Linked DNA regions of Homo sapiens: all the other regions are linked to region 2. The links are chromatin loops, found by intact Hi-C in ENCODE. Cell type or tissue: PC-3. All regions are shown on one strand. Region 1 holds the start of PLAU (plasminogen activator, urokinase). Region 2 has its middle 32 kb from the start of VCL. Region 3 overlaps VCL (vinculin).

Region 1 (8,000 bases), 57 kb after region 2:
CATTCCAACCCAGAGGGCCTTCCCTGCCTCCTCCCCTCAGGGAAGACTCAACCAGAGGCCGCACTTCTCTTGTGCTATGGCCAGCCCTCTGGGAGAAGGGGATGGTAACAAGGTTTCTGGGAAGCTGTAGGGAGGGCTTTTGGTCCTTGTTGCCCCCACCTCACCTGCAGTAATTATGTTTCCCCAGGCCCAGCTGAAGAGCATCAGATCTGTGGGCATGGTACGTTTGCTGAAGGACAGTGGCAGAGTTCCAGGGCAGGCAGGGCCGGCCCATGGTGTCAGTGCTGGCCTTTCCTCGGTAAAAGTGACCATTCCCCTCATAGCAGGTTTTTGACTTATCTACAAGGGGACAGGAGGATGAGAGAATATGAGAAAGAGAAGAACATTCCAACTAACTTTTATTTTTTTTTTTTGAGATGGAGTCTTGCTCTGTCGCCCAGTTGGAGTGCAGTGGTGTGATCTCAGCTCACTGAGATCTCTGCCTCCCAGGTTCAAGCAATTCTCCTGCCTCAGCCTCCCAAGTAGCTGGGACTACAGGCATCCACTACCATGCCAGGCTGATTTTTGCATTTTTAGTAGAGGCAGGGTTACACCATGTTGTCCAGGCTGGTCTTGAACTCCTGACCTCAAATGATCCACTCACCTTGACCTCTCAAAATGCTGGGATTACAAGCGTGAGCCACCATGCCCGGCTGCCAACGGACATTTTAAAGATGTCGTTTCAGACCTGCCAGAAGACTGGACAGGGTCTCCTTCCAACCCCACCTCACATTTGTGTGGCCACTGTTTCGTGAGCGTGTGTGTGTGTTTATGCTTGTCACATAGGGATGAAGATGTCACCCACCCTACCTCCAGCTCCTAACTCCTGCCTGCTCTTGCCTCCCACCCATCCCTCCCTGTCCCCAAATTTCTCTCCCAGTTGCAGTGGAGATCCCCATACCTATTTCACAGTGCTGCCCTCCGAATTTCTTTGGGCAGTTGCACCAGTGAATGTTGGAGAAGTACTTGTTGGACACACATGTTCCTCCATTTAGACAGTCACAGTTCGCTGGAGAGAACAAAGGTGGGGTAAGCGAGGGGGAGTGGAAGTGGTAAGGGGTGGCGCAGCCCTGCAGCAGAGGGCAGGGAGGGGATGTCCCCTGAAGCCTTCCCAACTTGTCTGTGCAGCCAACTGTTGTAGGGGTGGATACTCACATGGAACTTGATGAAGTTCATTGCTGCCCTGGAAGAGATTCGGGAGGAGGCTTCATCAAAGGTCCCATGCTCCAGGGACTCCAGGGTGAGGGTAAACTGGCCCCAATCCCAAAACCCACTCTTCCCTCTCCCTCTCGCCTCACCCTGTTCGTATCTAGTTCTCAAATGGAAGACCATGGGTTTCCAGCCAGGAGAAATGGATTGACCCAAGCAAGCTTCATCTACCAGATGCCCGCAGGCTGGGGCAGTCCCGGCGGCCTCTTCCTCCCTTGCCAGCCAGTGCCAACCCCCGTGGTTCTCAAGCCTCCGCTGCCACCCTGTCCCATTTCCTGGGGAGAGTCTGGCCCTGCTGTGGATGGAATCCGGAGGACCCCAGCTCCCTGAGCAGCCCCTCCTCTCCCCTGGTGCTGATCAGAGGTCCTTGGGCAGCATCAGTCAAAGCAAGAGCGCACTCACTTTGGAGTCGCTCACGACCAGGACGCAGAGAAGCAGGCGCGCCAGCAGGGCTCTCATGGTGGCGAGGTCGGGGCGCTAGACGGCGGCTCTGCAAAGGAAGGAGAAGTCAGGGCAAGAGGCGGAGGAACGGGAAGGCAGGCCAGGCGGGCGACTGCAGCGCAGGGGAGATGCCCGCGGTGACCAGGCTCCCCAGCTGTCTCTCTCCTCTCTGGGCTCCGGACTCCGGGCAGCCTGGATCGGCACCCGCGGGGGACGCCCGGGACGGGGCGCCTTGACTCCGTGCAGCCGCCGGGGAGCCCAGGGAGCCCGGGCAGCCCAGGGCGGGGGAGGCAGACGCTCGGGAGCTGGGGCCGCCGCGCATCCGGCCCGGGGATCTCAGGACCGCGGCACTCACCGGTGGCTGCGGCAGGAGGGCGCGAGCCGGCGCTGCGGGGACAGGTGGACCCTGGCCCGGGCTCCGGGGCTGCGGTCTCCGCACTGTGCTGCGACCCGCGGCGCCTGCTCTATATCAGGGCCCGCCCCGGCGCCGCCCCTCCCTCTCCCGCCCGGCTCCCTCCCCTGTCTTGCAGCGCTCAGCGACCCGGACCCCGCGTGCTTCCGCAACGCTCACAAAGATTTGGGGGAAGCGCGATCTCCAGCGGAGGGGACCCAACAGCGTCTGGACTGAGGAATCGAGAGGCTTGTAAATTCTCCGTGCTTCCTCCCATGCACCTGGCCGGGGGCCTGCCCCAGTGCAAGGAGTCCCCGAATTGCAGAGAGGAGAGAAGGCGCACAGGAGACTCTCTACCTCGCCCAGCTCTGAAGCCTCCTGGGGTCCTCTAATCAGTTCTTCTGCAACTTCTCCCCGCTGGGCCCCAACTTGCCTAAGACTGCCTCAGACCCCCTTGCCCGCAGCTGATGGAGCTGTGAAGTCTTCATCAACGCGACAAATGTACGAGACATACTCTCCCAGAAGCACAGACAGAAAAACCCCTGCCTGTAGGGGCTCCCTCTGTGCGTCTGTTCAGTGGCAGTCCCCAGATATCACCAACACAACCAGTGGATGGAACAAAGCCGGGCTTATTGCTTTCGGCAGTAAGGGGGTTTGTTTGATGGTGCTATCAGAGGGGGAAAGGCAAGGCCAGATTACTGAAAATTTGCAGCTTGGTTTAAAGTCCGTTTTTGACAGGGCTTGATAAGGATTGGGTTAGGTGTCGTGATATGATGTTACAGGATTGTGGGAACAAAGTCCTAGGGCATAAACTGTTGGTGCTTCCTATTGAAGTGTTAACGGGTCTTTTGGGAAGTTTCCATAATGAGCAATTCATTTATTTGTGCAGGCAAGAATAAAAGTAAAGACAATGGAAACATGTAGACAGTTCTAACTGTGGAGGTTCTGGAGGGTGTGGAAGTTCTGTTCTCACCTCTGAGTAGAGGAATTGGGAGACTGGAGGACAAAATAAGAGGAAGATTTATTTTTCACTGTTTGTCCTTTTACACTCTTAACATTTTAAAAAGCACATCTCTGTATAGCCCATTCCAAAAAGATAATTATGCATTTTTTAATGCATGTGTATTTAGTGTTTTACTTCATCATAGAGCCTTGTTTATTCTATTCAGATAGAAACAATTGTTTATCAAATAAAATTGTCCTCCAGAAAAACAGACCATGTGTAAATGACTGCATCCACCCTTCCTGCCTGAGGATAAGCAGACATTTGTGTATACACACACACACACACACGCATCTCTGGGCACACTTGGAGGAACATAGCAGGGATTCTGTGATTCTGTCACCCCCATCTCTTTCCCCTAGTGTCAGGAACCAGGGCTTGGGGTCATTTTGAACCCAGTAGGACTCGCTCTCTTAGTGGGAAGGAGGAGGCTGAGTCCCAGCAATCCACTAGCGGCTTTGGGCCCTTTCCCAGCCTAGGCCTGCAGCATTTTCCTGCCTTGCAAATCTGGACCTTGGGTCTGGGTCCACCTGAGAGTGACAGAAGGAAGGCAGGGAGAGTGCCAGGAAGGTAGGAAGGAGGAAGGCTCCTTTGCTCTGCCCCAGCCGAGGGCTCAGGGTGCCAGCTGCCTGCTGGGGAAAGTACAAGTTAGCCTTTCAGCTTTTGGGAGGCAGGTGACCCACTGTCTTCTGGAGAGACTTCTGTGCTTGCTGAGCTGCCAGCCTTCCAGGGGACAGACTGAGTCAGCGATGCTATAGGCTTCAGAGCCAACCTTGCTACTTCCTCTAGAAGACTGTGGTCAGTTTTGTTTGGATTTGAGAACCCATTAATTGTAAATAAACGTGACCAGAACATAAACAGAGATGCTGCAGCCTGAGGACTTACCCCGAAACTCCCAGGTTAGTTATCAGGAAATTCCCAGGGACCGTCATGATTCATGTTGCTCCCCTAGCAGCTCTCATGACTCCAGATTACTTGGCTGGAGGCTGTCATGCTGATTGCTGAGAGCAGATGACTTCATTTCCTCCTGGACAAAGAGGTTTGGAGACCGTTATGAAGCGTGACACCCTTTCTCCCCTTCCGCCCCCTCCTCCCCCGTGCCACCTCTTCACCTAGCACTTCAACTCTTCACAGAACTTCCTTATCCATGCGCTAATCTTTAGCACTCTCTGAAATCTTTGTGCACAGTTCTTTTTTTTTTTTAAAGACAAGGTTTTGCTGGGCTTCTGGGTTCAAGGGGTCCTCCCACCTCATCCTTCCAAAGTGCTGGGATTACAGGCATGAGCCACCACGCCCAGCCATATTTTTTTTTTTTTTTTTTTGAGACGGAGTCTCGGTCTGTCACCCAGGCTGGAGTGCAGTGGCACAATCTCGGCTCACTGCAAGCTCCGCCTCCCGGGTTCACGCCATTCTCCTGCCTCAGCCTACCGACTAGCTGGGACTACAGGCGCCTGCCACCACACCCGGCTAATTTTTTGTATTTTTAGTAGAGATGGGGTTTCACCGTGTTAGCCAGGATGGTCTCGATCTCCTGACCTTGTGATCCGCCCACCTCGGCCTCCCAAAGTGCTGGGATTACAGGCGTGAGCCACCGTGCCCGGCCCCAGCCATATTTTTTATATTGTATTTCTGTCTTGTGCTTCAAGGCACATTAATGTAAACCATTTCTCTTTAAACTCATAACTGCCTTATGATATAGACTGGTATTGTTGTTCCCATTTTGCAGATATGGAAAATGAAGTGGAGAGAAGATACACAGTTGATGAGCAGCAAAGCCAGCACTAAAACCCAGCGTCTTCTGATCCTTGTTCCTATGCGCTATACCTCACTGTCTCCATAAAAGACAGAACGCTGTGAAGGGAGGGGCCAGTGAGCTAAGATGATCCAGCTCAGGGGAGCCCTCCTCCTGACTTTGGAGACCTCCTTCCAGAAAGACTGCTCGGACTATGGACTCTGAGCTCTTAAGTTGCACCCGCTGTAATACAAATTAGTTGTTTGCCTGAATTCCAAGAACTGTCTCTGTGGTCTAGGCTGTCTGAAATTTCTGTTGAGGGTAAGAGAATAAGGAACTGAATGTGTATGATTTCATTCTTTTCCTGACTCCTAGGGTGAAGCCACCAACCCCTGCCTCTGTGTCTCAAGGGTACAGAGCTCCTGAGTCAGATGTGGCAACACAGACTGCTGGAGAAGCCCTTTCCAGGAGATTCTCATAAAAGGGAAGGCAGATGCCAGATGCGCAGGGAGGGGCAGGGTATCCAAACCTGGCCCTGAGACTAAGTCCAGGAAACTCAGCCCCTAAGGACTATTTTCTGACCCAAAAGGAAGTTCCCATGGAGTCATAGGATGCAATTCTGTGTTGTATATGAAGAATGCTCAGCATGGCACTATAGAAAGACCACAGTGCCTAGCCTTCAGTCTGCTACATCAAAGTTGAATGATCTTAGGCAAGTTGCTTAACTCTTTTTTTTTTTTTTTTTTTTTTTGACGTGGAGTCTCGCTCTTGTCACCCAGGCTGGAGTGCAATGGTACAATCTTGGCTCTCTGCACCCTCCACCTTCTGGGTTCAAGCAATTCTCCTGCCTCAGCCTCCCAAGTAGCTGGGATTACAGGTGTCTGCCACCATGCCGGTCTAATTTTATATTTTTAGTAGAGATGGGGTTTCACCATGTTGTCCAGGCTGGTCTTGAACCCCTGACCTCAGGTGATCCACCTGTCCAGCCTGTGCCTCACTCTGCAGATTGGCTGAGATCATGCTTGCATGTAAAAGTATTCATTCATTCCATATTTATCATGGACCTACTGTGTGCTGGGCGCAGTTCTGGATGCTAGAGATAGGAAGAGGAACTGTGTAAACTGTAATTCCTACATCGAGTGCCTGCCTCCCCTTTTTGACTGTGGCTGGATTGACTCAGAAGACCAAGTCAGGCTGGAGTCCATTCCAGGATTCCAGGCCAATGGGGATGCTGTATCCTTGGCCAGCAGTTCCCAGCAATCAGGCAGCTGGACCCACAGCTGCATGTGCTGTTCACTCCCACATTGCCTATGCTTACTCCCTCTCCCTCTTGTCTGTGTCCCTGTGTGGCCTGAAGCGCCTCTTTCCCTCCTACACATGGGGCAGACGGACTCTTCAACAGTTCTGGGAAGGAGGTACGGAATGCTGGTCACATAGCTTCCTTGAGTCTAAGGACCCCTTCTTCCTGAGTGTCTAGTGTGAAGGGTGAAGCCAGCTGGCAACGGCAGGCACTGAAAGCCGCTTCTGGGCATGTAACATGATAGGGGGATTGCTGGAGCTGCAGGCCCCCAGCAGGCTGTGGAAGGGGTGGAGGGAGGCAGCATTCTTGCTTCCTTACTCATGGAAAGCAAAGAGCCCAGGGGCTGAACCCTGAGGTTACACTGTCGTCAGTAGCACCATGAAAGGGGAACTAAAGCTGGTCCCTCCAGCATCAGGCTATGACCCCCCTAACCTTCCTCACTCTTTTTCTGCCTTACCAGCTCTGGCCTGCTTCCTAGGCCTACCCAGGCCACTCAGCTCAGACTTCTGCATGTATGTCATGAGTCTTGGCCAAATTTTTCTTTGTCCCTCCCTGACCCAAACCCAGTTATTACCTAAGTCAGGAACTTACTGCTTTAAAGTAGTTTGCCAGGTGTGGTGGCTCACGCCTGTAATCCCAGCACTTTGGGATGCTGAGGCGGCTGGATCACTTGAGGTCAGGAGTTCGAGACTGGCCTGGCCAACATGGTGAAACCCCGTCTCTACTAAAAATACAAACATTAGCCAGTGTGGTGTCACACGCCTGTAATCCCAGCTCCTCAGGAGGCTGAGGCAGAAGACTCGCTTGAACCCGGGAGGCAGAGGGTGCAGTGAGCCGAGATCGGGCCACTGCACTCCAGCCTGGGTGACAAAGCGAGACTCCATTAAAAAAAAAAAAAAAGTAGTGTTGGTCATGGCTTACCAGACCTTCTGGATTCTGAGCCCCTCACCAGGAACCAAAGTTAGGCCCTGGTCCTAAAACTTCTGCTCAGAGTTCTGGTTACCATGTTGGGTGGCAATAGATGCTTAACTAGAAGCAAAGGGGCATGCCCAGGAACAAAGGACTGGGATGACTAACCAGCAAATGGTGGGCTTGCTGAAGACTGCCAAAAAATCAATAATATTTAGGGATATATGTTCAGCCAGAAGCTGAAATACTGAAAAAATCCTATTCAGAAGAAAACTAACATAATATTCATAACCCATATGATGTCTAATTCCACATGCTCATGGCTCTCCCAAGCTGGATTCTATGTGCTGGATTCTATATGCATCTCTGTCTTCAAAGCAAGCACTTCCCCTTCCATTACACAGAGAGGAAAATAGAGGCTAATGAAGGGAAGTGAATCATCTGAGTTCATTCACTAAAAATGATGAGATTCAGGATTCACAGATTTTGAGGAACTTCATGACACATTTCCACCCTCTCCTTTCTTATTCTGAATCCTCAGCTCCTCCCTTTTCCCGATCACCATCCATCCCCATCCTCAATCTATCTTGCCCACCCTCCTGCAGAAGGTGCTTCTTTTCTCTGGTTTGCTGAGCCTCTGAGGAGGGTTTGGAGGCAGCCACGTCCTGCAGAGGGGACAGTCTCCTTTGAGAAGGCTGCTAGAGGACTAAATGTATGAATATCTGTGGGAAGAGGGAGCAGGGATCCCTGGAGGCAGGTGTGTGTGCAGAGTGAATGGGAGGAACAGTATGTGGGTAATCTACATGGGCGTTCTTTGTTTACTCTGGAGACAGTGATGGTGGGGAATGTGGCAGGGACTAAAGAAAAGGAAGAGTGCCAGATGCAGTGGCTCACACCTGTAATCCCAACATTTTGGGAGGCCGAGGCAGGAGGATGGCTTGAGCCCAGGAGTATCAGACCAGTTTGGGCAACATAG
Region 2 (8,000 bases):
TTTTGAAGAACTGTCAGACTGTTTTCAAAAATGGCTGCACCATTTTACATCAAGGCTACTTATAACATTTACTTGGTCTGGGGTTAATTGATGTTCCATTTGGCTATGGACTTGGGAACAGGCTTTTGCTGTTCAGGTAAGAAACTTCTGTCAAAGTCAAAGTTTCTCTCTATATCACAATCCAAATTTAGCAATCTAAAAGAGTATGTGTTTTTCCACAGTTTTAAAAAATAAGACTATTAGTATTCTGTCTAGAAAGAAAAAGAGTAATTCTGCTTATCAAGTTTCCAGATTCCTTTAGCCTCTTATGGCACACTTGCCTCTTCTCACCGTAAGTGACTGTGTAGGCCTCAGGGGTAGATGGACTTAGGCACAGTGGTATAAATGAAAGGAGACTGCAATATGTCCTCTCGTCGTAGACCTATGCAGTCCCTGGCTGCCTGCCATAACACAATACCAAAGACTGGGTGGCTTAAGCAATAGGAACTTATTTATCATACTTCTAGAGGTGGGGAACTCCACCATCAAGGTGTTGGCTAATTCAGTTCCCCGGTGAGGGCTCTCTTCCTTGCCTCTTACAGACATCCACCTTCTCGATGTATCCTCACATGTTGTGGGCTGGAGGGAGCGACTGCCAGGGAGCAAGCTCTGTTCTCTGTTCCTCTTCTTATAAGGACACTAATCTCATCATGGGAGCCCTATCTTCATGACCTCATCTAAACCTAATTACCACCAAAAAGCCTCATCTCCAACCAAATACCATCACAATGGGGGTTAGGGCTTTGACAGATGAATTGTGAGGAAACATAAACATTTAGTCCATTACCCCTCCATGTTGCAACAAAGTTTTCCATTTCACTTGAAACAGCATCCCTGTTCACAGCAGTTACAAGTGCAGATGGGCCAATAAATGTCTTATTTTAGTCACTCACACCTAAGCATAAATTAGTTTTCTTTTCTTTTTTTTTTTTCTTTTTTTGAGATGGAGTTTCACTCTTGTTGCCCAGGCTAGAGTGCAACGGCTTGATCTTGGTTCACTGCAACCTCCGCCTCCCAGGTTCAAGTGATTCTCCTGCTTCAGCCTCCCAAGTAGCTGGGATTACAGGCACCCGCCACCACGACCAGCTAATTTTTTGTATTTTTAGTAAAGACGGGGTTTCACCATGTTGGCCCGGCTGGTCTTGAACTCTTGACCTCAGGTGATCCGCCCGCCTCAGCCTCCCAAAGTGCTGGAATTACAGGCGTGGGCCACTGCACCTGGCCTCTGAGCATAAATTAATACAAGCTTTCCTGTTCCTCTTAATCTCTGTTTAAGTACAATCAGCACAAACTAAGGGGTTCTGATAGTGGAGAAGGTACTGAAAAAGGATAGGAAAGGAGTAATTTTAGGGTCAATCTAGAATGTGCTACATGCATTACTTTGATTAGGTTATTTACTCCTCATAACAACTACATGAGCTAAGCACTATTATTTTTACTCAGAAAGAAAGGAAAAGGCTCAAAAAGTAACTTACTGAAGGCCATTTAGCAGATTGTATGTGTAGTGCTGGGATTTTACCCTAAATTTACTTAATTCTAGAGAATCAGAGCATCCTCCTTCTATCCTGAGTTGAGAGCCAACTCGGGCTGGGAAGGAGGTAGAGAGGGTAGGGGTGTATGCAAAAGCCAAACTTTGTCTTTTCTACACATTTTTTTCATGTCCCTGGTTGTCACAACCACTTGCTGGCAGCACCCCCGCCCCTCAGTGGTTTGGCTGTGCAGAAGTGCTAATAAGTCCCTAAATGCTTTCCAGCTTAGTGGAGCTACTGTACTCCCCTAAGTGAGGACGGCGGCAACAGTTGCTAACTGGGCCACACACACTCTGGCAAAACTTCCTTATTTGGAAAAGTCTTTTCCATCCTATTTGGGCAGAAAGAATACAATCTCACATTTAAGATAAACAAAATGCCTTGACCTACATCAGAAGGGGCACTCGAAAACACTAAAACCCAGCCAAACACCAAAAAGATCCGGTATATTCCTAGCTACTTCCCTTCAAGTGGAAGGTGGTGGGGGCAGGGCAATGCTCAGAGAGTTAAAAGAACATTCACGAATTCCTTTTTCTTTAACCCCAGAAGCTGTTCTAGTTAGCAATAAGCTTTGAATCTCAGTTATATGGAATTTAGCACACTTTTTACTAGAGTTAAGAAAATACACATTTTTAGATTGTTCATATCATTGAAGTTGGAAGAGGCCTGAGTGGCAGGACAGTATACTTCCTTGGGTATGATTTAGCATTGCTTTTAATACCCTGAGGAGAGGTTACATTTGAAAATACAAGACCAAGTAGGTATTTGCAGGGTGGGCCAGTGGGATCGACCTGAGTGTCCGCTCCTGTCACTCTTGGAAACTGTGACCAGCAGCAGCTTGTTAGAAAGATGAAAAGAGAAAACTTAAGTCTCAACTCTCCCCTTGCAGGGTGAACTTGGGCAAATGACTTAACCTCTCTGGGCCTCAGTGTGCTGGTGTCTGAAGAGGAGTTGACTAAATGACCTCCAACGGCCTTCCCTGTATTGGGGCATTCTTTTTATTTTTGAAACGGAGTCTCACCCAGGCTGGAGTGTAGTGGTGCAATCTCGGCTTACTCCAACCTCTGCCTCCTAGGTTCATGCGATTCTCCTGCCTCAGCCTCCGAGGAGCTGGGATTCAAGCGTGCACCACCATACTTGCCTAATTTTTGTATTTTTTTTTTTTTTTTTAGTAGAGATGGGGTTTCACCATGTTGCCCAGGCTGGTCTCAAACCCTGAGCTCAGGCAACCCGCCTGCCTTGGCCTCCCAAAATGCTGGGATTACAGGTATGAGTCACCACGCCTGGCCCCTTCCCAGTATGGGCATTCTATTTTGTGATTTCCATGATTGTGGAAAGGGCTTCTCTAGGCTTGGGTATGCAAAAGAACACATGGGTTTCCAGTGCCCTCTAGACCCACCCTGACTTCCCTCTTGGTCCTTTTGCTCCCTCAGCCCTTCCAGAGCTCAGCCCTTCCTGGGTCCTGGAGCGAACCCCTAAAAGCCCCATTGGTATGCAAAGCATAAGAAGCCTAATACCCTCCATACCTGAAGTCTGCTGTCACCACCTGGCCCCGGGTGATGATGATGAATTAAATCAGATAAAATAACTCTTATTGATATTAGCTAACATGTAACCCCCTTCCCCACAAAAATACCTTAAGAATAATTTGAATATATGTGCTTCCCCGTGAAAGGTCCTAAAATCTGCATTCCTCATTTCTTTTTTCTTTTTTTTTGAGATGGGGTCTCCCTCTGTCACCCAGGCTGGAGTGTAGTGGTGCGATCTCGGCTCACTGAAACGTATGCCTCCTGGGTTCAAACGATTCTCCCACCTCAGCCTCCTGAGTACCACCACAGCCCAGCGAATTTTTGTATTTTTAGTAGAGATGGGATTTCACCATATTGGTCAGGCTGATCTCGAACTCCCGACCTCAGGAGATCCACCCGCCTCGGCTTCCCAAAGTGCTGGGATTACAGGCATGAGCTACTGCGCCCGGCCTGCATTCTTCATTTCTGTGGGAAGGAGAGTGTTGATTGAATGGGCTTCCTGTGCCCCTCAAATTGCTTGAAAGTTAGGCTGCTTTCTCTGATCAGGGAAACTTGGAGAAGTTGTGTTATCTTGGCAGGAATATTGCAAAATCAAGATGGATATTTTGTTTTCTTCTGCATTAATCTGCAGCTAATGCCAGTGAACATTATCTGTGTTTAATTACATTCGCTAACCAACTGACACAACTTCCCCTGGGAAGAAGCTTATCCGACTCTGACTCATGCTTTACAACATGTTGGATTTGAGGAAATGGATAATATACGCCCTGCTGGCTTTGGAATTTTAAACAGAAACCCACATGCCGCCGAGTCTCCGGCTTACTCCCAAATATGGGAGAATCTGTGCCCCAGCAAGGGTGCAGGAGGCATGCTCAGTGTGACAAAAGGCAAAACCTGTGGTGTGTGCGGGGAGGGCCAGAGCCAGCAGCCACTTAAAGGAGAAGGAACAACTGCAGGGAAGGGAAGGGAGGCCAACATCCCAAGGCACTTTTCTAGAGTTAGCTTGATTATGTCATGGTAGTGAATGTCTGATTGAAAGTAAAACGTATCCCCAGCATCAGGGGCCAAAGAGGGACTGACCTTTAGAGGCGTTTAGAGCAGTACTCACAGGCACAGCACTTCTGAATTGGACGAGATGATACAAGCCTTGTGCTGGGCTAGCTGGGTCACCCTGAACCAGGTGAGAAACCTCCTGGTAGCCAGGGTGCCCCAGGATTCTCTAAGAAATAGAGCTGTCCCAGAACACAGCGATTGGGGTCATTTTTCTTGTGTCTGAACCAGGAGGGAGGGGGCAGTATTCCACCTCCCCCTCCTGCTATGGCTGAGCCCCTCCACCCCCGCAAACTCTCTTCCCTTCTGTGCCGTCCTTGTGCTTCTTCTCCTTAAAAAACCTTTATTGGGGCTGGGCACAGTGGCTCATGTCTGTAATCCCAGCACTTTGGGAGGCTGAGGCCGGTGGATCACCTGAGGTCAGGAGTTCGAGACTAGCCTGGCCAACATGGTGAAACCCCGTGTCTACTAAAAATAAAAAAATTAGCTGGGCATGGTGGTGCAGTTGCCTATAATCCCAGCTACTCTGGAGGGTGGGGCAGGAAGAACTGCTTGAACCCAGGAGGCAGAGGTTGCAGTGAGTCACGATTGTCCCACTGCACTCCAGCCTGGGCCACAGAGTGAGACTCTGTCTCAAATAAAAATAAAAAAAAAAGGCTGGGCTCAGTGGCTCATGCCTGTAATCCCAGCACTTTAGGAGGCCAAGGCGGCGGATCACCTGAGTTCGGGAGTTCGAGACCAGCCTGACCAACATGGAGAAACCCCGTCCCTACTAAAAATACAAAATTAGCAGGGCGTGATGGCGCATGTCCGTAATCCCAGCTACTTGGGAGGCAAGGCAGGAGAATCACTTGAATCCCAGAGGTGGAGGTTGCGTTGAGCCGAGATTGCTCCATTGCACTCCAGCCTGAGCAACAAGAACAAAACTCCATCTCAAAAAGAAAAGAAAAGAAAAACAACCCAATGATATAAAAATATAATAATAATCATTCCCATTTAAAGCATTTTCTTTGCATCAGACACCATACTAAAGCACTTAATGTGCATCATTTTGGCCAGGGGCCATGGCATATGTCTATAATCCCAAAGCTTTGGCAGGCCAAGGCAAGAGGATGGCTTTAGGCTAGAAGGTTGAGACAAGTCTGGGCGACATAGTGAGACCCCATCCCTACAAAAAGCAGAAAAAATTTGCCAGGCATAGTGGCACATGTCTATAGTCCCAGCTACTGAAGAGGATGAAGCAGGAGGATTGCTTGAACCCAGGAATTCAAGACTGCAGTGAGCTATGACGGGGCACACCACTCAAGCCTGGGTGACAGAGCCAGACCCTAACTCTTAAAAAAAAATGCATAGTTTAATTCAAACTTCTCAATATCCCTATGAAGTAAGTATATTATCATCCTTATTTACAGGTAAGAACATTAAAATTCATACAAGTGAAGTAAGTTGCCCAAGACCACACAGCTAGTACATGCAAAGCTGAGATTTAAACCCAGGTGGTAGGCTGGGCGCCGTGGCTCACGCCTGTAATCCCAGCACTTTGGGAGGCCAAGGCGGGCAGATCACTCGAGGTCAGGAGTTTAAGACCAACCTGGCCAACATGGTGAAACCCTGTCTCTACTAAAAATACAAAAAAATTAGCCAGGCGGGTCGTGGGCGCCTGTAATCTCCGCTACTCAGGAGGCTGAGGTGGGAGAGTTGCTTGAACCCAGGAGGTGGAGGTTGCAGTGAGCTGAAATCATGCCACTGTACTCCAGCCTGGGTGACAGAGCAAGACTGCATCTCAATAAAAAATAAAAATAAAAAATAAACCCAGGTGGTTGCTCTCCAAAGGTTGTGTGCGTCAGCTACATGTGCTGCCTTGAGAGGTACAAGAAATAGAAAAATATCAACTGCAACCCACTACTTAAAGATAATCATTGTTATCATGCTTCCAGACCTCTCTTTATACACATATGCCTGGTTTTATCCTGATTTCAGTAGAATAAAATCTAGGGTTGGTTAAACCTCCAGAAAGAGAGTGAATGAATTGTCCAGTGCAATTTATCCGATTTCTCCTCTCCTTTAAAAGCTCTAGCTCAAGGAATCTGCACTTGGGACTGAGTCCACTCTCCTGGTCTCCAAGAGGCTCAGGTGTTTTGCTGGATGCACCATCCCAAGCACACAGTAAGCACTCAATAAATTCTCTCCAATTGCATTGTGAGGGACAGGTTCTTCTGTCAGGGAGCATAGCTTCTGCTCCCACGAGCATATTTAAGAGTTGCAAGGCTGGACACGATGGCTCACAGTACTCTGGGAGTATTGTGGGAGGCCAAGGTGGGCGGATCACCTGAGGTCGGGAATTCGAAACCAGCCTGGCCAACATGGCGAAACCCCAACTCTACTAAAAATACAAAAATTGGTTGGGCGCAGTGGCTCACACCTGTAATCCCATCACTTTGGGAGGCCGAGGCGGGCGGATCGCCTGAGGTCGGGAATTCCAGACCAGCCTGACCAACATGGAGAAACCCTGTCTCTACTAAAAATACAAAATTAGCAGGGCGTGGTGGCACATGCCTGTAATCCCAGCTACTTGGCAGATCGAGGCAGGAGAATCGCTTGAACCTGGGAGGCGGAGGTTGCAGTGAGCCAAGATCGCACCATTGCACTCCAGCCTGGGCGACAAGAGTGAAACACCATCTCAAAAAAGCAAAACAAAACAAAACAAACAAACAAAAAACAAAAATTAGCCAGGTGTGGTGGCACATGCCTGTAATCCCAGCTACTTGGGAGGCTGAGGCATGAGAATCGCTTGAACCCGGGAGGTGGAGGTTGCAATGAGCCCAAATGGTGTCACTGCACTCCAGCCTGGGCAACAAAGTGAGACTCTGTCTCAAAAAAAAAAAAAAAAAAAAAAAAAAAAAAAGCCGGGCGCGGTGGCTCATGCCTGTAATCCCAGCACTTTGGGAGGCCGAGGCGGGCGGATCACGAGGTCAGGAGATCGAGACCATCCTGGTTAACACGGTGAAACCCCGTCTCTACTAAAAATACAAAAAATTAGCCGGGCGAGGTGGTGGGCGCCTGTAGTCCCAGCTACTTGGGAGGCTGAGGCAGGAGAATGGCGTGAACCCGGGAGGCGGAGCTTGCAGTGAGCCGAGATCACGCCACTGCACTCTGGCCTGGGCGAAAGAGCGAGACTCCGTCTCAAAAAAAAAAAAATAAAAAAAAGCGTTGTGGGTTCTTTTGCCCCTCCAGATGGTGCTGGTGCTGGAGCCAAGTAAAGAACCACTTGCCCCAGTGAGCCTAGAAGACACAGGCATGCCATCACTCAGAGAGCAAAACTGATCCTACTACTGTAGTCCCATTTAAAGCCCTTGGTGCATTTATAATCCTGTCTTTCTCATGGCTGCTGATGAGGAGGGAAGCTTTGGGGACAAAGATGGACACAGGCCAGGTTGTATATGTGTATTCTGGGAGTTGGGGGAGCGAAGTTACTGTAGCAAAACCTGGATTCAATGGCACTTCTGGACCTCACAGGAGCTCCTGTCATCTGGGCCAGCCTAGCTTCAGGGGGATGGAGAACCACCCTTAGCTAATGGAGGGGCTCACTTTAAAGGGCAGTGGCATTTCCCTGCCTGGTCATGAAACCTTAGCTGAGCAAGCAGAGCGAATGCTTGTCACATCAAGGCAGGCCATGACAGAAGCTAGTTAGGGACTCAGGGAAACCCATCTTTCCTTCCCACTTCCCACTAACCAGCACTTCCCTGCCACACACACACAAGCACATACTTTCTCTGGAAAAAAAAAAAGATATCACAAAATGCTAAATTTTGTTATGTGTATTTTACTACAATTTGTAAAAACCAGGTTCAAG
Region 3 (8,000 bases), 69 kb before region 2:
CAGGGAGGCTACTGCAGTCAGCCGGGAGAGTGATAGTAGTGACTTAAGGTTTCACTACTTAAGTAGTGAAAACAGAAATGGAGAAAAGAATAGAATTGTGTTACCTTTTTACGGAAGAAATATTATTAGGACTTGCTCTTGGACTGGGTGGGGTGGGGTGGGGGATGAAGACTAGACTGAGGTAAAGAAATAAAAACCACGTGGCCGGGCGTGGTGGCTCATGCCTATAAATCCCAGCACTTTGGGAGGCCGAGGAGAGCAGATCACCTGAGGTCAGGAGTTCGCGACCAGCCTGGCCAACATGGCGAAACCCTGTCTCTACTAAAAATACAAAAATTAGCTGGGCGTGGTGGCGGATGCCTATAATCCCAGCTACTCCGGAGGCTGAGGCAAGAGAATCGCTTGAACCTGGGAGGCGGAGGTTGCAGTGAGCCAAGATCGCGCCACTGTACTCCAGCCTGGGTGACAAGAGCAAAACACCGTCTCAAAAAAAGGAAAAAATAAAAAAAAAAATCACTTCTAAATCAATGAAATAAAAAGCCTTCAAAGGTAGCAATGCTAGAAGGCTGATATATGGCAAACAGTTATTATCCAAAGATAAAGCAATCATGGCTACACCAGGCAAAAACATTAAAACAGTTTTGTAAATAGCATATATTCTGACCTCAGTAGAGGTAATTACTAAAAACTGAATGGCATGTAATTAATTGATGCCTCTTTGTAAGAGTAGGAGTAGGTAAGGAAAGATAAATGGATAATTAAAAATATATTCAAGGGCATTTATTTAAATGCTATTTTTGAATACTTAAGTGATAAACACTAAATGTGATTTTGTTATTCTAAGCTGCATTCATACTTGAAGCAATAGTATCCATGATTGCTCAATACACTCTGGCTAGAATTAGATTAGGGACAACGAACGGCACTGTTTTTAAGGTACAACACATAAAACATGACTATATAGAATGAATGCCATTTTTTCTTGGGGAATTGATTTTTGGCAGTGCTGTCCAAATAATTTTCTTTTATGATGGAAATATTCTATTTAATCTGTGCCGCCCAATACAGTACCCATTAGCCACCTGTGAGTATTGACCACTTGGAATGTTCCCAGCATAGGCCAGGTGCAATAGCTCATGCCTGTAATCCCAGCACTTTGGAAGGTCAAGGCGGGTGGAACACCTGATATCAGGAATTCGAGACCACCCTGGCCAACATGGCGAAACCCCGTCTCTACTAAAAATACAAAAATTAGCCAGGGGTGTGGCAGGCACCTGTAATCCCAGCTACTTGGGAGGCTGAGGCAGGAAAATTGCTTGAACCTGGGAGGAGGAGGTTGCAGTGAACTGAGATCGCACCACTGCACTCCAGCCTAGGCGACAGAGCGAGACTCCGTCTCAAAAAAAAAAAAAAAAGAAAAGAAAAGAAAAAGAAACAAAGAAATGTGGCCAGTATAACTGAAGAACTGAATTTTTACCTTTATTTCATTTTAATTGCCACCTACGGCTAGTGGCTACCATATCAGGCAGCACAGATCCATGAGACCCTCACTGTATCCTAAAACTGGTCTTGTTGCTCCAGACTCTTCCAATTCATTCTTCACACAGCTACTATAACCTTCATTTATTCCTTTCCTATGTGGTCTTTTAGAAAAAAGGAGCCAGGCCTGGAAAGGAGAAGCTGCCCAGTAGAGAAGAATCAGACAGCCCAAACAAAGAGAAGAGCACAGGCAAAGAAGGTTCAGTCAGATATGCGAGTACAAGGAGGCCAGGACTAGAAAGACACGCTGGTGTGGCTTCAGCAGAGGAAATGAGGCTAGAAAGGAAAGTTCAGTTAGTTCAGGACTTTGTATGCTAAGTGAAGGCAGAGAGGATTATGTTACCTTGACCTGCCCATTTATTCAAAGATTGTCATCCTCTGTTCTAGATCTTTACAATTTAGTGTTCTATCACCAAAATAACAAGTCGAGAACTTCCAAAGAACCACTTTGTAAAGATCTACAGAAGCAGAAAGGTATGTCCTATTTGAGAACAACTGGCAAAGCCTGTCTAGGAGAACCAAAGACAAATCTTTAATTTTTAAGCCATTAACCCATTGATGACAGAAAATGCATTTTCCTGTACTCTCCTGTCACCATCAAAACAGAAAATTTCCATAGCACCCATCTTTTCCAAATAAAAATAGAGTAGAACAGTCAGCCGTGGTGGCTTACGCCTGTAATCCCAGGCGTAAGTGGGTAGATCACAAGGTCAGGAGGTGGGTAGATCACAAGGTCAGGAGATGGAGACCATCGTGGCTAACACGGTGAAACCCCGTCTCGACTAAAAATACAAAAAATTAGCCGGGCGTGGTGGCGGGCGCCTGTAGTCCCAGCTACTCGGGAGGCTGAGGCAGGAGAATGGCGCGAACCCGGGAGGCAGAGCTTGCAGTGAGCCAAGATCGGGCCACTGCACTCCAGCCTGGGTGACAGAGCGAGACTCCATCTCAAAAGAAAAAAAAAAAAGAAAAAGAAAAAAAGTAGAACAAACAAGAAAGGGATTAATTCACAAAATGTCTTTTGTTAACTAACAGGAATCTTCATAGCTGGTGGGAAAATGTTATTCTTCGAGGTCAACTTAGTATGGAGAAATATGATTCCCAATGTAGACTACAACTTTGCAAACAGGTCAGTAAGAATCAACAAATGCTTCTTTTTTACTTTTTTTTTTTTAAGATGGGGTCTTGCTATATTGCCCAGGCTGGACTCAAACTGCTGGGGTCAAGGAATCCTCCCACCTCAGCCTCCCAAGTAGCTGGGAATACGGGTGCATGCCACCACATCTGTCTGATGCCTCATTTTTTTTATGCCTTAAAATAGATCTTATTCCTTCTGAAAAAAGTCCTATGGATTAAAGGGTTAAAAAAAAACAGAGTGGCTGGGCACGGTGGCTCACGCCTGTAATCCAGCACTTTGGGAGGCCAAGGCGGGTGGATCACCTGAGATCAGAAGTTTGAGACCAGACTGGCCAACATGGTGAAACCCTGTCTCTACTAAATATATAAAAATTGGCCGGGCGTGATGGTGGGCGCCTGTAATCCCAGCTACTCGGGAGGGTGAGACAGGAGAATCACTTGAACCTGGGAGGCAGAGGTTGCAGTGAGCCGAGATCGTGCCATGGCACTCCAGCCTGGGCGACAAAAGCAAAACTCCGTCTAAAAAAAACAAAAAACAAAAACAAAAACAGAGAAAAGAACAAACAGATCTTAGTTATAGTCTAATTAGCTTTCTCTGGGTCAGTATTTAAAAACAACCCTTTTGGAGTAATCTAACTTTATAATAAATATAGTCATGTCTCTTGGTATCTATGGAGAATTGGTTCCATGACCCCCTTCAAATACCAAAACCCACAGATGCTTGTCTCTTATATAAAACAGCATAGTATTTGAATATAACTTACACACATCCTCCCACATACTTTAAATTATCTCTGGATTATTTATAATACCTAATATAATATAAATGCTATGTACATAGTTGTTATACTGTATTGTTTAGGGAATAAAGACAAGGAAAAAATCTGTACATGTTCAACACAGATGCAACTATCCTTGTTTTCTGAATATTTTCAATCCGCAGTTGGCTAAATGCAGAAGTGTGGAACCCACAGATACAGAGAGCCAACTGTACGTGTTATCCCTTCCTAACTTTATTCCATTGCCGAGAGAAACTCAGACTTGTTATTTCTATTCACTGACAAAATTATTTCTCTTTTATTTTCTTCTTCAGAGAATAGCTTTTAACTCTTGGGGCTAGATTCCATTCAATTCAATAAACAAGCAGTAAGTGCCAACTATGTGTCCACTAGGTGGTGGGAAGAGAATGAGATAAGAAATAAAACATCTTTAGATATAAACTGAAATAATGGTAGTGAATGAATAAGAGGCCTGGGGGCATTTTTAGGGGGCTTGGCAGGGAGCTCTGTTTCTTTTGAAGAGCTCTTACTTTGTTCAGTAGTTAATTTAAATATCCTTTGTTCAATATGTGACTTTAGTTCAAAATTCTATGTGAGAGGCCTTTTGTCTTCTGCTGTTGTTATTATTACTCCTTTCATCACAATCTACTCGATTTGGTTTGGTAATGTAGAGAGATTTGGTTTCTTTCCAGCAAAAAAAAAAAAAGAAAGAAAAAAAAGGTTGGCTGGTTCAAGTCACTACCTAGACTAAAAAATATGTTAATGTAGATGTCTCCCTTAGCTAGACTAAGTACAAGAAAACAGAAAGACAAAACAAAGCTGAGAAGACTTGTGTTACTTATTTGTACAATGTAAGTCGTAACTAAAGAACATTACATTAAAAATGTGGTAGGAAGATGTTCTTAATGTATTTAGACAATAGGTTGTGACCAACTGATTGTGACCAGACTTAAGAATGTGTACCCATTTGCCTGTACTTACTGTGGCTCAAATCAATGTCATGGCATAACAGTTAGCCTGATCAATCCATTATACTGAACAACCATTCTGATTGCAGCTGTGCCCAGTACCAGGCCTCAGTCATACAAGGATAATAATAATGTAAGTGACCCATCATCAGCAATGCTTTTGATTGTTTTTCTGGGGTGGTGATGAACTTGTGATCCATCCACCCCTCACTGATATCCTTTGTACATCATTCACAGATGGCCAGCCAGAGTTCAGTGTTTAAGAGGCCACATCCAGAAAAACTAAAACTCTCTAATCTACTCTGATTTCCAACTTATTCATTTAATCAAGCACTTAATGAGTACTTCCCATGTGGGAGGCACTGTGTCTGTCACTGTGTGATGGGGATACAAAAGTGAGACTCAGTCCTTGTTGTTCGTTGACAAATGCTTAAACAAATAAGGCAATGCAGTGTAATGCATGCTCTAGTAGAGTTACAACCAAGTTTCTGCTCTGCGTAGGTGAGGTACAGGAAGTTTCACAGAGGAAGAGAAACTCTAGGAAGGCAGAATAAGAGTTCTCCAGAAGTAATGGAATTCAAGGTAAAAAGGAGGGCTTTCTAGTTAATAGGGCAAGATATGGGAAAGCATGGCCAGCTCAGGAAACATAGCTGGAAAATGGGGTACTGGGTAGAGAGGAGATGTGGAGAGGACAGGAAATTGGAAAAGCAGAAAGGGGCCACATCATGGAGGGCCTTGTATGCAATGCAATAGACTTATCCTCTAAGCAATGGGGAATTATTTAATTATTCTAAGTAAAAGACATTGTTAGGTCTGCATTTCAAACAGAAAAATTCAGCAGCAAGAATGGATCAGAGCGAAGAAAACTCGGAAGACAAGTTCATTTGTGAATTCATTTATTCAATCAACAAATATTACTTACATAACATGCAATGTACCAAGCATTACAGACAGTGATGAAGAAAACACACATGGCCCCAGATCTCATGGAGCTTACAGTCTTAGTGAAAGATAAACTACAGATTAACTGTAGCAGAAGCAGCAGCAGTGTGAATGGAGATGAGAGGGCAGGTGTAAAAAAGGCAGCCACATGACACTCCATGTGGAGGGTGAGACAGAAATCTAGGATGGCTCCCAGCCCCTGGCTCAAGTGACTGGGTCAATTGGTAACATAGGAAGAAAACCAGCTCTGAGAGGGAAAGTAATTAGCACTGGGATATTCAGAGGGAGTTGTCCAATAAGCAACTGAAAAGATGGTTCCTCAGTTCACTTACCGGGACTAGAAAAATTGATTCACAAGTAACAGGCAACTCAGACGTTCTAAAAGCCATGGATAATGAATGAAATCACGACCCAACACCACCAACAGATAAGTAGCTGGTGGAAGAACAAGCTGGTGAAAAAAGCTGGAAAGAAAATATCAGAGATAGGGGCAGGGGGATCAATAGAACTCTGTCATAAAAGCCAGAAGAATTTCAGGAACAGTCAATAGTGTCAACTGCCACAGAGAGGTTAATGGTGTCGTTAAGACAGTCACAGAGTTGTGCAACCATGACAATTGATTTGTGAACATTTTCATCACTCCAGAAAGAGACCTAGTAACTATTAGCAGTCAACACCACCCCCATTTAGCCCTAACCCTTCCTCACCACCACCTAATCTTAGGTAAACACTAATCTACTTTCTCTCTACAGATTTACTTATTCTAAATATCTGATATAAATAGAATCACATAAGATGTGCTCTTTAGTGACTAGCTTCTTTCATCTGTGCTATGTATCAGTACTTCATTTCTTTTTATTGCCAAATCATATTTCATTGTATGGTTACATCACATTTTGTCCATTCATCAGTTGATGGGCACCTGAGTTGTTTTCATTTTTGGGCTATTATGAATAATGCTGCTATAAACATTAGTGTACAAGGTTTTGTATGAACATGTTTTCATTTCTCTTGGTTATAAACCTAGGTATTCAATTGCTGGGTCATATGGTATCTCTATGTTTAACCATTTGAGGAAATGCCAGACTATTTTCCAAAGAGGCTAAACCATTTAACATTCGCAGCAGCTACATGAGAGGGTTCCAACTTCTCAATATCCCTGGCAACACTTGTTATTATCTTTTTAATTACAGCCCTCCTACTGAAGCGGTATCTCATTGTGGTTTTGACCTGATGGCTAATGATGCTGAGCATCTTTTTATGGGTGTATTGACCATTTATATATCTACTTTTGAGAAATGTCTATTCAGATACCTTGCCAATATATATATATATATATATATTTTTTTTTTTGAGACCGAGACTTACTTTGTTACCCAGGCCGGAGTACAGTGGTGCAATCTGGGCTCACTGCAACCTCCGCCTCCCGGGTTCAAGCGATTCTCCTGCTTCAGCCTCCCAAGTAGCTGGGACTACAGGCATGAGCCACCATGCCTGGCTAATTTTTGTATTTTTTTGGTAGAGACAGGGTTTCATCATGTTGGCCAGGCTGGTCTCAAACTCCTGACCTCAGGTAATCTGCCTGCTTCGGCCTCCCAAAGTGCTGGGATTATAGGCATGAGCCACTGTGCCTGGCCCCTTGCCAATATTTTGAGTTATTTATCTTTTGCAAATATTTTTCCCAGTCTGTGGGTTGTCTTTCCCTTTCTTGATAGTGTCCTTTGCAGCACAAGCTTTTAATTTTGATAAAGGCCAATTTAAGACTAAAATATAGCTTGTCTTTTCCTTTTTCTTTTTTTTTTTTTTTTTTTTATTCTGAAACAGAGTCTCTGTTGCCCAGACTAGAGTGCAGTGGCATGATCACAGCTCACCACAGCCTCTACCTCTTCAGGCTCAGGTGATCCTCCCACCTCAGCCCCCTGAGTAGCTGGAAGTACAGGTGTATACAACCACACCCGGCTTTTTTTTTTTTTTTTTTTTTTTTTTTTGAGATGGAGTTTTGCTCTTGTTGCCCAGGTTGGAGTGCAATGGCGTGATCTTGGTTCACTGCAACCTCTGCCTCCCAGGTTCAAGTGATTCTCCTGCCTCAGCCTCCCAAGTAGCTGGGATTACAGGCACGCACCACCACGCCTGGCTAATTTTGTATTTTTAGCAGAGACTGGGTTTCTCCACGTTGGTCAGGCTGGTCTGGAACTCCTGACCACAGGTGATCCGCCCGCCTCGGCCTCCCAAAGTGCTGGGATTACAGGCATGAGCCACCGTGCCGGGCCACACTCGGCTAATTTTTAGTATTTTTTGTAGAGACAGGGTTTCACCATGGTGACCAGGCTGATCTCGAACTTCTGGGCTCAAGTAATCTGCCTGCGGGGCCTCCCAAAGTGCTGGGATTGCAGCCCAGCTTGTCTTCTTTTGTTGTTTGTGATTTTGGTTGCTTGTGCTTTTTTCCTGTTGTTTTGTTTTGTCTTTTGCTACTTGTGCTTTTGGTGTAACACTTAAGAAGGCTTCATCTAACCTGAGATCATGAAGATTTACTCCCATGTTTTATTCTAAGAATTTTATAGTTTTAGCTCTTATAGTTAGGTCTGTGATCCATTTGGAGTCAATTTTTGTGTATGGTATAAGAAAAGGTCGTCATTTT

Evidence for each region. Hi-C counts contacts between places; a loop is a spot of excess contacts. Peaks named below come from ENCODE experiments on the same cell type or tissue, not always from the same donor. Only the 100,000 strongest peaks of a DNase experiment are listed, where the experiment ranks them.
Region 1: it touches region 2 in a loop (2.3-fold over the local background); 8 of 110 quality-filtered maps call a loop at or near these places.
Region 3: a loop joins it to region 2, with 4 times the contacts of the local background. A loop is called at or near these places in 8 of 110 quality-filtered maps.

Annotation. Positions count from the first base shown.
Region 1 is chr10:73,905,263-73,913,262 of GRCh38, reverse strand. PLAU (plasminogen activator, urokinase) reads right to left here and starts at 2,131. Exons shown (of 11, transcript NM_002658.6): 1 at 2,045-2,131; 2 at 1,651-1,738; 3 at 1,195-1,222; 4 at 941-1,048; 5 at 165-339. The coding sequence starts at 1,707. It overlaps C10orf55 (chromosome 10 putative open reading frame 55), which reads left to right. Exons shown (of 5, transcript NR_160938.1): 3 at 188-220; 4 at 979-1,063; 5 at 1,168-3,294. RefSeq lists enhancers at 1-232, 3,851-3,900, 3,150-4,100, 3,456-4,655 and a silencer at 1,585-2,184. In PC-3, no CTCF peak of the experiment used is centred here; DNase peaks (open chromatin) are centred at 3,992, 5,252, 6,472, 7,792 and 4 weaker places; H3K4me3 peaks cover 4,098 bases; H3K27ac peaks cover 8,000 bases.
Region 2 is chr10:73,962,191-73,970,190 of GRCh38, reverse strand. No RefSeq gene overlaps it. Among named protein-coding and RNA genes, the nearest start is that of VCL, 32 kb to the left of the region's middle. RefSeq lists silencers at 1,606-1,900, 3,786-4,080 and enhancers at 2,445-3,029, 3,030-3,615, 3,616-4,200, 2,222-6,092. In PC-3, no CTCF peak of the experiment used is centred here; DNase peaks (open chromatin) are centred at 3,098, 3,900 and 4,720; H3K4me3 peaks cover 1,035 bases; H3K27ac peaks cover 2,176 bases.
Region 3 is chr10:74,031,415-74,039,414 of GRCh38, reverse strand. The region is part of intron 1 of VCL (vinculin); the gene reads right to left. It overlaps LOC124902455 (a long non-coding RNA gene), which reads right to left. Exons shown (of 2, transcript XR_007062197.1): 2 at 5,300-8,000. Among named protein-coding and RNA genes, the nearest start is that of VCL, 37 kb to the right of the region's middle. RefSeq lists an enhancer at 4,589-4,718. In PC-3, a CTCF peak has its summit at 3,837 (motif pointing right); a DNase peak (open chromatin) is centred at 3,844.